2 separate regions of the Homo sapiens genome follow, and region 2 is linked to region 1. Evidence: chromatin contacts called from ENCODE Hi-C or POLR2A ChIA-PET data. All regions are on one chromosome and are shown on one strand. The core of a region is the stretch at or near the end of the contact, and the rest is flanking DNA. Distances in the headings are between cores, read along the strand shown. Region 1 overlaps THSD4 (thrombospondin type 1 domain containing 4). Region 2 overlaps THSD4 (thrombospondin type 1 domain containing 4).

What was found. A loop is a pair of places that touch in the nucleus more often than their neighbours do. ChIA-PET counts read pairs that join two places held with the same protein, here RNA polymerase II (POLR2A). Pooled maps may share reads with other maps.
Region 2: a loop to region 1 is called in a pooled map, with 2.7 times the contacts of the local background. The contact joins two enhancer-like sites. A Hi-C loop is called at or near these places in 2 of 50 pooled maps. POLR2A ChIA-PET finds 5 or more read pairs at or near these places in 3 of 52 experiments (BJ, IMR-90 and WTC11).

The regions. Positions count from the first base shown.
Region 1 is chr15:71,506,397-71,510,716 of GRCh38, reverse strand. All of the region lies in intron 7 of THSD4 (thrombospondin type 1 domain containing 4), which reads right to left. All of the region lies in intron 2 of LOC107984716 (a long non-coding RNA gene), which reads left to right. Among named protein-coding and RNA genes, the nearest start is that of THSD4-AS2, 180 kb to the left of the region's middle. Within about 2 kb of position 2,215, at least 2 of the 41 ENCODE cell types and tissues checked have a DNase peak (open chromatin) inside an H3K27ac peak, as active enhancers do.
Region 2 is chr15:71,729,008-71,733,833 of GRCh38, reverse strand. THSD4 (thrombospondin type 1 domain containing 4) reads right to left here. Exons shown (of 18, transcript NM_024817.3): 10 at 2,617-2,713. Among named protein-coding and RNA genes, the nearest start is that of THSD4-AS2, 40 kb to the right of the region's middle. Within about 2 kb of position 3,138, at least 4 of the 41 ENCODE cell types and tissues checked have a DNase peak (open chromatin) inside an H3K27ac peak, as active enhancers do.

The DNA.
Region 1 (4,320 bases), core at 966-3,465:
TAGAGAGACCGTGGTCCGTAACAGAACATGAGGCTGGGCTACGAAGAAAACCTGGTTTGTCTTCAGGTCCATCTCATGCTTTGCCCTAATCCAGGCAGCAGCATTGCCACATCTCCCTGCTGTTTGCTCCCATGCTGTATTCAGGTCACTCTGTAGACGTCCTAACCAAGCAAGGACCTCCCTGATCACAGAATCTAGAAGAGCCCACTCACACCATCTTTCTCTCCAGCCTGTTTCTCCTATTCAACTTTTCTTCAGAGCAGCTATGGTCACTGATATTCTATGTCCGTGCATTTATTATCAATCTCCCCTCTGAAAGATAAGCTCCATGAGGGCAGGCACTTTTGCCTTGTTTGCAGCTGTAGCCTCAGTGCCTAGTATAGATTTGTCCTTTCAGTAGGCACTCAATAAATACAAAATAAGTGAAGGATGAACAAACAGCTGTCATTCACTGGGAAAACATTTACCGAGTACCAAGTCATAATAAAATCTACCAATTACTGAGTGTTTACCAGACACTAGACACTGTGCTGAGCGCTAGTGGCAAGCGCATTGGGTGTTCTATCAATGCAACAACTTTCTACCAATGGGCAAAGTTCTGTTTTTAATAAAATGTATCTTGCCCCAGTAGAGCAGCGACACACAGCTCTAGGGTTATTCATTACCTCCTCTTCGTTCCAGCATGAAAAGCTTCTAACTTCTGCCAATATGGATATTAGAATGATTCCTACTGTATTCATTTCATTTTTAAAAATATCGACAATAGTTATGCACTAGAGCCTGCTGGAGAAAAAAAATTCTTTTTAAAGCCAATGAAACACTACAACAACCAGATTTAAATGTTTTCATCATTCAATCTAAATAAACCAGTTGGGTAGCTTGGTAGAGAAATTCTCCAAATAGGTAACAGATGGCAAACTTTCCTGGGGAAAGTAGCTTCAGACTTAACACCTACCTAGGATCCACCACTTTTTAAAATGAAGAGTCCATTTGAGGTTCTTTATTAATTTCATATCAAATGGTTCCTACTGCCTGCAAGATACAGTATGGTGAAAGCAGCCAATAAAATATGTGGGATTTGGAGTCCAACAGACCCAGGTTTGATTTCTAGCTCTGCCACTAGCTGTGTAAAATTAAGTTAGATGCTTTGCTTCTTGAAGTCGAAATGCCCTTGCTGCTCATCTACCATTGTATAACTAACATGTAATCATTACTTGGCCTGGGGGTTGATTTTACTCCACTTACTTACAAGCTAATGAGTTAATCTATCATGGTTTCATGGATACTAGCAGAGAATCTTGGATAATGAGACAAAGGACTTTATTACTCATGGCACAGCAAGTAGCATGGATATCAGTGTTTGCAGTCGGTTCCCCTTGTCTCCAAGTCCACAGGGGCAATGCAGAGAGGTCCAGACATATTCCACATGCAGTGTGTTTGCAATGCAGTGGATGAATACTGAGCTTGGGAATGCACTGCATTCACAGCAAGCAATAAACAAGCCTGTTCTTCATTCTGGAGGTAGGCCTTCCCTCATTTCTAAATGTTGCTTACTGAAAACACAGTCCTGAAAAATGGGTCAGGTAAAGGGGATCATGTCCTCATATTCTGGTCATACCTAACATGACATGTAGGAGTATGAGTAAACCCATGGAGGACTGCTTCCAATAATAACATGATTAAATTATCCCCCCAGTTCCTACAACTCGGTATCCAAAGATTCCACCTGCCTCCTCCCTCTCTCTCAGAAATGCTTCCTTTTTTGAAAAAAAAAAAAAATCCATCCTTTTATTTTTCTTTTTGCATCACGCTCAAAGAATTCTAAAATGTTTGACCTGGAAGGCATTTTTCAAAGCAAGCAGTTGTAAAATTTTAGGTAGCTATTAAAACTTACACAGAATTTTTGTAATGCATGGAGAAGTGCTTCATATAATGTTAAGAGAAGCAGCAGGATCCAACATATTTATAATACCTAAAAATACACTACATATACATGATAGTTTTCTGTGTTTTACAAATTCTACACTGAAAATGTATCTCACTTCTCTACTCAGAAGAAAACTGAAATGCTTTAGCTCACCCCCTTTACTTTGCAGATGAGGAACTGAGAAGCATACAGGTTCAATGACCTCCCACAACACCCCACCACCCCACCCCCTGCCGCAGGCCCTTTGCAGAGCTGGTAATGAAAGGCACAGCCTCTGATTTTCAGTGCGGTGACTTTGGCCCTTGCCTCTGGGGATTTGGGAGGGACAGCAGGGCAAAACTGGGTAGGGAGGATCTGGCCAAGGTAACCATGACCATCTGAACCTGGGGAAGAAGTCCTCTGCATTTAATGACTGTTGGCAGCTGGACTCAGGTTTCCCTGCCCGTTACTATAACTGGCATGAGGGAGAAGATGAATTCCCTTAGGCCTGGGCTTCTTATGGTAAGCTACTCATTGTTCAAAGTTGGCAGCCAACTGTGATGTGGCTTAACCCAGGGCAAAACAAAGCCCTGAGACTCCAGTAGGTAGAGCTGAGGTTGGGCTCTGGTGCAAACTCCTGAAGGGCTGGCTTCAACATGAGCTATATGAATTACTTGTCTAGACAGTTCCCATTTCACTGAATCATTAAGTGGTCCTCCCGCCCCCTTAGCAATGTTCATAACTCACATAAGCATCTTTCTCAATCACATACTTCTTTTTCCTTCACTATTATTTTCAAATGACATTACTGCATCATTGTACTTTTTATTTTATTTTTTGGTAGTGAAGACTTTGCTATTCCCTAACTGCAGGAGAAAAACCCAACAAAAGTTATTAGAAGATCTAACTGGAGAAGTGGTTAATTTGCTCAGTTGAGTTAGAATGAACCCCTTGGAGCTTCATGGGGTTTGTCTCTAAAGTCCTGCAGTCTAATTCTGGTCCTGCTTCCATGGGGAGGGCATGTGGCTTTCTGATACCTGTCAAAGACAACTCAAAGTAACATTCCAACACCAAGTCCAAGCTTTTCTCCAGGCACAAAGGATATGGAGTCCAAAGATTTGGTCTTTGCCTTCCTGGAGCTTGGGGTGTAGAGGGAGGCAGATGAGGTTCTAGGTGGCAATGTGGGGAGGTAACTGCTAGAAACTGCCTGACTACTCCCCTTCTCTCCTCAGCCCCCACCTTTCAAACTTTGGGACAATGCGGGGAGCAGTGTCTCCAGCTGAGAACATACCAGAAGGGGAAGATCTGAGTGTGGCTGAAAGAAAAACACACAACTAAGTACAGGCCTTTCAGTATACTTCCTGAAAAATCTTGTGTTCTACAAAATAGTGCAGTTTATGAGAGAAATAAGAGCAAACAACTCAAAATCTGTCCAGCTTTTTAACCAGAAGCCAGGAAAACCCAAATTGGTTCCTGGAATATAATTTGACACCCCAAGTAAGAAACTCAGAACTCTGGAGTCTGTCTCAGGGAATATTAAAAACATACAACATCAAAAAAGTGGCACACTGGCTTGCAGGTGCTGGGGCAGGGCGGTGAGGCAGAGCTCTGAGCCAGCGGGGTAGCCATTACAGGTGTACAGGAGGAAGCACAACCAACTGCAGTCCTGGAGCTTCAGCGACCTCCCCTGGGGGCAGCCCGAGGCATGTGCTCATGTCTCATTTTAAATTTGCCTAATACACATCTAAAAAGGCTCCTGCCTATGCAACACCCTACTGAGAGTTTTGGGTTGTGTGTGAGTGTGTGTGTATGTGTTTGTCCTGTTGAAGTTTTCAATTCTGCTCCCACTATTCCACTTCCCCCTGCCTAGGAAAACTTACAGATGAACCAAACTAACTTGCATGGCACACTGATAACATTCTACCTTTTACCAGTTATTTGTGAACTAAGCAACGTTGTAACACAAGTTGTAACAGAACAGGCTGCACCTCACAGGGCAGCTGAGCCTGAAACACAAACCCCATGGAGCTGGCAGAAGGGTCCTGCCATGGCAGTAGCCTTGGGCCAGTTCAGACCAGGAAAGACAACCTGCTCTTCAGGCCGCCGTAAGTGGTGGAAATGGAATTGTGGGATACAATGGGATCATCTGATCCTTTACGCAAGTTGAAAGTTTAACGTGTTGTTTTGTGTGAATTACATGGATTTCTATAACCTTGTGTTGACATTCTTGTATCTGATGGGATGTCAGTGTGGGGCACTTGTGCTGGAGGGGACTAAAGGTTCGACAAAGCAGGCCACCTGCAAACAACCTGGCCTTGGTTGGCATGGGCCTTACGGGGTAGAGTCAGTCTCTGGAGACAAATTTACTGTCTCTGTGCCATGCTGATGGCAAGCTCCTCTTGACAGTACATGGG
Region 2 (4,826 bases), core at 1,889-4,388, 220 kb before region 1:
ATTCTCGTGTCTTAGTCTCTTGAGTACCTGGGATTACAGGTGAGTGCCACCACATCCAGCTGCTTTTTGTACTTTTAGCAGAGATGGGGTTTTGCCATTTTGTCCAGGCTGGTCTCGAACTCCTGGGCTCAAGCAATCTGCCCACCTCGGCTTCCAAACGTGCTGGGATCACAGGCGTGATCCACTGCACCAGACCTCTCAGCTTTTTTGCCAGGGCTTTCTTACTTAGTTGGTTATTATGCTTCATGGTTTAAAATATGACATGCAAATATGACCAACAAAATCAGGACCAGGCATGTTGACATAAATGAGAACTGTCCAAGATGTTGTTGGACAAAAAAATTTAAGAAGTCTTTTCAGTGCCTTGTTCTGGGCTCTATGCTAGGATGGACAACTAATTTATTCAATCTCTTCCCATGTCCTCTCCCCTGCCAAAAACCACCTTATAGGGTTTTTCTTCTATTTTGTAGACTGGGTGTGTGTTCAGAGAGGTTGCTGACCCGCCTGAGGGTGCACAGCAAAAAGGTGCAGAGCTGGATTCCAACTCTGCCTCCAGACTCCATTGACATGGAAGAGGAAGCCTGGTGACAATGCCCCTGCTTACCAACTTTTTACAGGTGACCCCTCCAGGCCTGCCCTGTCCCAGGGAGCTGATCCCAGAACCCCCATGCTATTCATGAGCTGAGCCCCATCAGGCCTGACAGAAATCATCATCATCCTGATAGATTTCAAATAGTCTGTCTGATTATCCCTGTAAACCAGCAATGGACCCCAGAAATCTTACCCAAACTTGGTTTCTCAAACTGTGGATTGCTTCTGGACATGACATAAAAATTCTCTGTTGTGCTGAGTTTGCTGACTTGGAGTTTGGACAACACACCCACCCCATGTTCTGGGGATGCACCCAGCTGTTGTCCTCCCCAGTCTGTAGCAATCAGATAACCTGGTTATCCCGTCCAAAGTTCAGAGAAGAATGGATGGGGCGGGTTTGGCACTTGTGCCTTTATTTCCTCCTAGGGTAGGGATTGGACCAAGTAACCTCTCAGTGATATAACAAGCACAAAGTATGGTCACACAGGCCCTCCTCAGGTCACTGCCCAGGTGTGAGATCAGGACAATTATTAACTTACTCTTCCTAAGCTTCCATTTCCTTACTCTTAAAATAAGGCTAATAATAGTACTTCCCTCCAAGTACCTCCCTCTGTCATGAGAATTCAAAGAACTAATCTACGCAAAGAGCTCAGCACAGCAGTTTCTAAGCCCTTGCACACAGCAAGGACTCAATGTGTGTGAGCTATAATTACCATGAATACTTCTGCAGACCTTCCTATTTTAAGGAAGGAAAAGACTGCCTGCATTTGGGTGGTGGGCTCCATCATCCTCCGGTAGAGAAATGTCTGCAGACTCAGAGAGCAGTCCCATGCCCAGTGCCAGCCGAGAGAAAGCTGCCTGCTCTGTCCATAAGCAGAGCCCACCAGGAAGACTCAACATGGATTGTTAGGTGTGAACTCATTATTCTTGTCTTATAGGTCAAAGTATTATTAACAGAAACAAAAGGGGAACCAAGAGAAAAGGCATATAGTAGACAGATAATGGCCCCCTAAAGATGTCCACATCCTAATCCCTGGAATCTGTGAACATGCTACCTTACATAGCAAAAATGGACTTTGCAGGTGAGACTAAATTACAGATTTTGAGAAGGAGAGATTATCCTGGATTACTTGGGTGGGCCCAGTGTAATCTGAAGGGTCCTTATAAAGGAAAGAGAGAGGAAGATGAGAGTCAGAGAGGAGATGTGATGAGGCCAGGGTCAGAGAGAGATTTGAAAGTGCCACCCTGCTGGCTTTGAAGGTGGAGGAAGGGGCCAGGAACCAAGGAAGGCAGGTGGCTCCTAGAAGTTGGAAAAGGCGAGGAAGTGGGTTCTCTCCTAGAGCCTCTGGAGAGAGAGGGGCCCTGATGACACCTTCATTTTGTCCCAATGAAACCCACTTCAGACTTCTAACCTCCAGAGCTCTAAGAAAGTAAATTTGTGTTGTTTTTTCTTAATTTTGAGATAGGGTCTCACTCTGTTGTCCAGGCTGGAGTTCAGTGGTCTGATCACGGCTCACTGCAGCCCCAACCTCCTTGGGCTCAGATGATTCTCCCACCTCAGCCTCCTGAGTAGCTGGGATTGCAGGCACACACCACCATGCCTGGCTAATTTCTGTAATTTTTTTTGTAGAGACAGGGGTTTCATTATGTTGCACAGGCTGGTCTTGAACCTCTGGGCCCAAGCGATCCACCTGCGTCGGCCTCCCAGAGTGCTAGGATTACAGGCATGAGCCCCCTTGTCTGGCCTGGAAACTAGTATAAAGCATTTCAAATGTTGAACTGGCAGGGCAGACCCAGGATGCTCATGCCATTTTGGAATCGAGTGAATGAAACAGTCTCATCAGTGAAGGCTCAGACAAATGGTGAAGCCTGCTCCAATGTCAAGGCCCCTTGGCTTTGAAATATGCGTCCCTCAATTTTCTCTGTGTTGACCGAGAGACAGAGGGTGGATGCACAAGAATTGAGAGAGAGAAGGCTTTACAAGGAAATGACCAGAGTCCCCGGCCACAAGACAAGGGATTCTACCTGGTCTCCTGTGGGGTGGCACCTGGGGGCTGATGGCGTTGGTCCCCATGATCACGTACTCGTAGTGCACGCCTGGGTTTGGCTGCTGGTGTATCATCTGCTGACACAAAAATCAGTGTTACCGCACTTGGCACGTATGCACACCCCTTCTGGGTTTCAATGGCATTTGCAGAACTACTGAGAAATGACTGGGTTGGTTCACTCTAGTACGCATCCAGTAATATCAGTGAACCTGTGGCAGATTAAACAAAGTTATTCCTGGATGGCTTTTTGTCATTTACTTTTGAAGAATGAAGAACTTAGGCCGAGCAAATCAGAAGAAGACTAAGCTAAGAGTCAAGATTTTCTAAACTCCAAAGGAGAAGATGGAGCAACGGTAGCAGAACCTTTCTGTCCTTAGATTTTGCTCAGTGCTCTTGAAACATCCAACACAGATAAATACGTGTACACTGCAGGAGAACTGTTTTAACACTAGGTGGCGTGACAAAGTCATGCGAACAAGCAGCAGACCTCCTGGACAGAGCCACCCCGGGATGCTTTAGGTTCCCTCAAAGTTCTTGACCTGGCTGGTGAGGCTGGCCCCCAGGTCCCTCCCTCTTATTCAGGGAAAGCCCCAGAAACACAAAGACATGGGGCCAGGAAAACAAGTAGAAGCGACCCAACTCTTGCTGGGTCATATTCTCTTAGGAATGATGACAAAAATAGGATGGCAAGCAGGAATCTACGTAGGACTGTGGAAGTCAGCAGCTGAACATTGTCTGGGCTGAAAACATATTAAATGAGCATGGCCCAACAGAATACGTCCCTCCCTATTGGATTTAGAGCACACAGTCTTTGCTGCCCATGGATTTCCTGATGGGGAGCAGGGTGGTGGGCTAAACCCAGCAGCAGAATGAGAATCCACAGTGTAAATATGAGCCGTGCAAGGAGACACGGTCGGGTTTGATGTTTCTGTCTCTGCTGCTTTATAAAGCAGCTCTCCTATTGACCAGCTGTGTAACCTAGAGCAAGCCCCTTCACCCTGCAGTTTTTGATTTCTTCCTTGGGGAAGGAAGAGGTTAGAATCATGTCACTTTCAAAGGTCCTTTCCAGCTAGAAGCATCTCTGAGTCACTCCTGCATGGTGGGTCCTGTGTCTATTCTTCCTGTTTATGCCATGATCTCTTGCCACTCCCTACTGATGAAATGGGTCTTCATTTTATAAATTACCCAAAGGAAGGCAGACCTGAGAACCCCTGGGATTCTCCTACCCAGGAACCAATATCAAACCATCGGCGTTGCAGAAACGTGGTGGGCACTGAATCCCCAAGGGACACGGTTGTGTGACCTCAGGTTCCTGCTGTGTATCCCTCATCCCCTCACTCCCTTTTCACACAATCTTCCTCTCGGTCTGTGGCTGGAAATCCTCCCTCCCTCTCTGGTGCCTCTTCTGCCTGAGCATTCTGCCAGTGCAAAACCTTGTCCCGTTTATGAAATTGCTGTTGGCTTCCATTCCTAGACCACCCACAGTAGGCCTTTAACAACCTGAGTTTTTACCTCTGATGCCATTTAAAATATATTCAGATTCAACCAACCAACTGGACAGTCTAAAAAAAAAATCCAAAATAAACTACAACAAGGCTTCCTTTGTAATTTCGAGTCTACTAGGCCCAAGAGGAAAGGACATAGAACTGTGTGTAGGTGGAGAAGTAATGACAATGCAATTAATAATATTTCTAAAACTCTGACACAGCAAATATGTTAATCAGCTCAGCTTTGGGGACAGAAATAATGTGTATATTCATGGGTGATCTCAATCTTTTTATCAAAATGTTATTTCAAGCTTTTATGTCTTATCACCCTTTATTTCCTGGTCTTTTAAGAAGATTGAATTCTAGTGGTTTCCTTTGAACGTAAGGACCATTTAAAACTCTTGAGCAATTTAATATCTTAGTTTCACGTAAAAGAAATTAAGGTTTTGTCTTCTATGAAGCAGGGAGCTTCTAGTAAATCTCTCTACTGTGACTCTCAGCTTTATTGTTTCATCTGGAGGGCTCTGGAGCTCTCCTTTCTTCATTTGCTCTCAGAGTCTGAACAGGGCTGGGAGCTGGGAGCGGTCCTGCCTTCCTTTAGGCTCTTGCTTTCTTTTGCCATAAAAAGAAAACATGCCAAATTAGCAGTATAAGGAAAGTGCCTGGAGGAGATCCAATGCTCATGAAATAAAGGGCATGT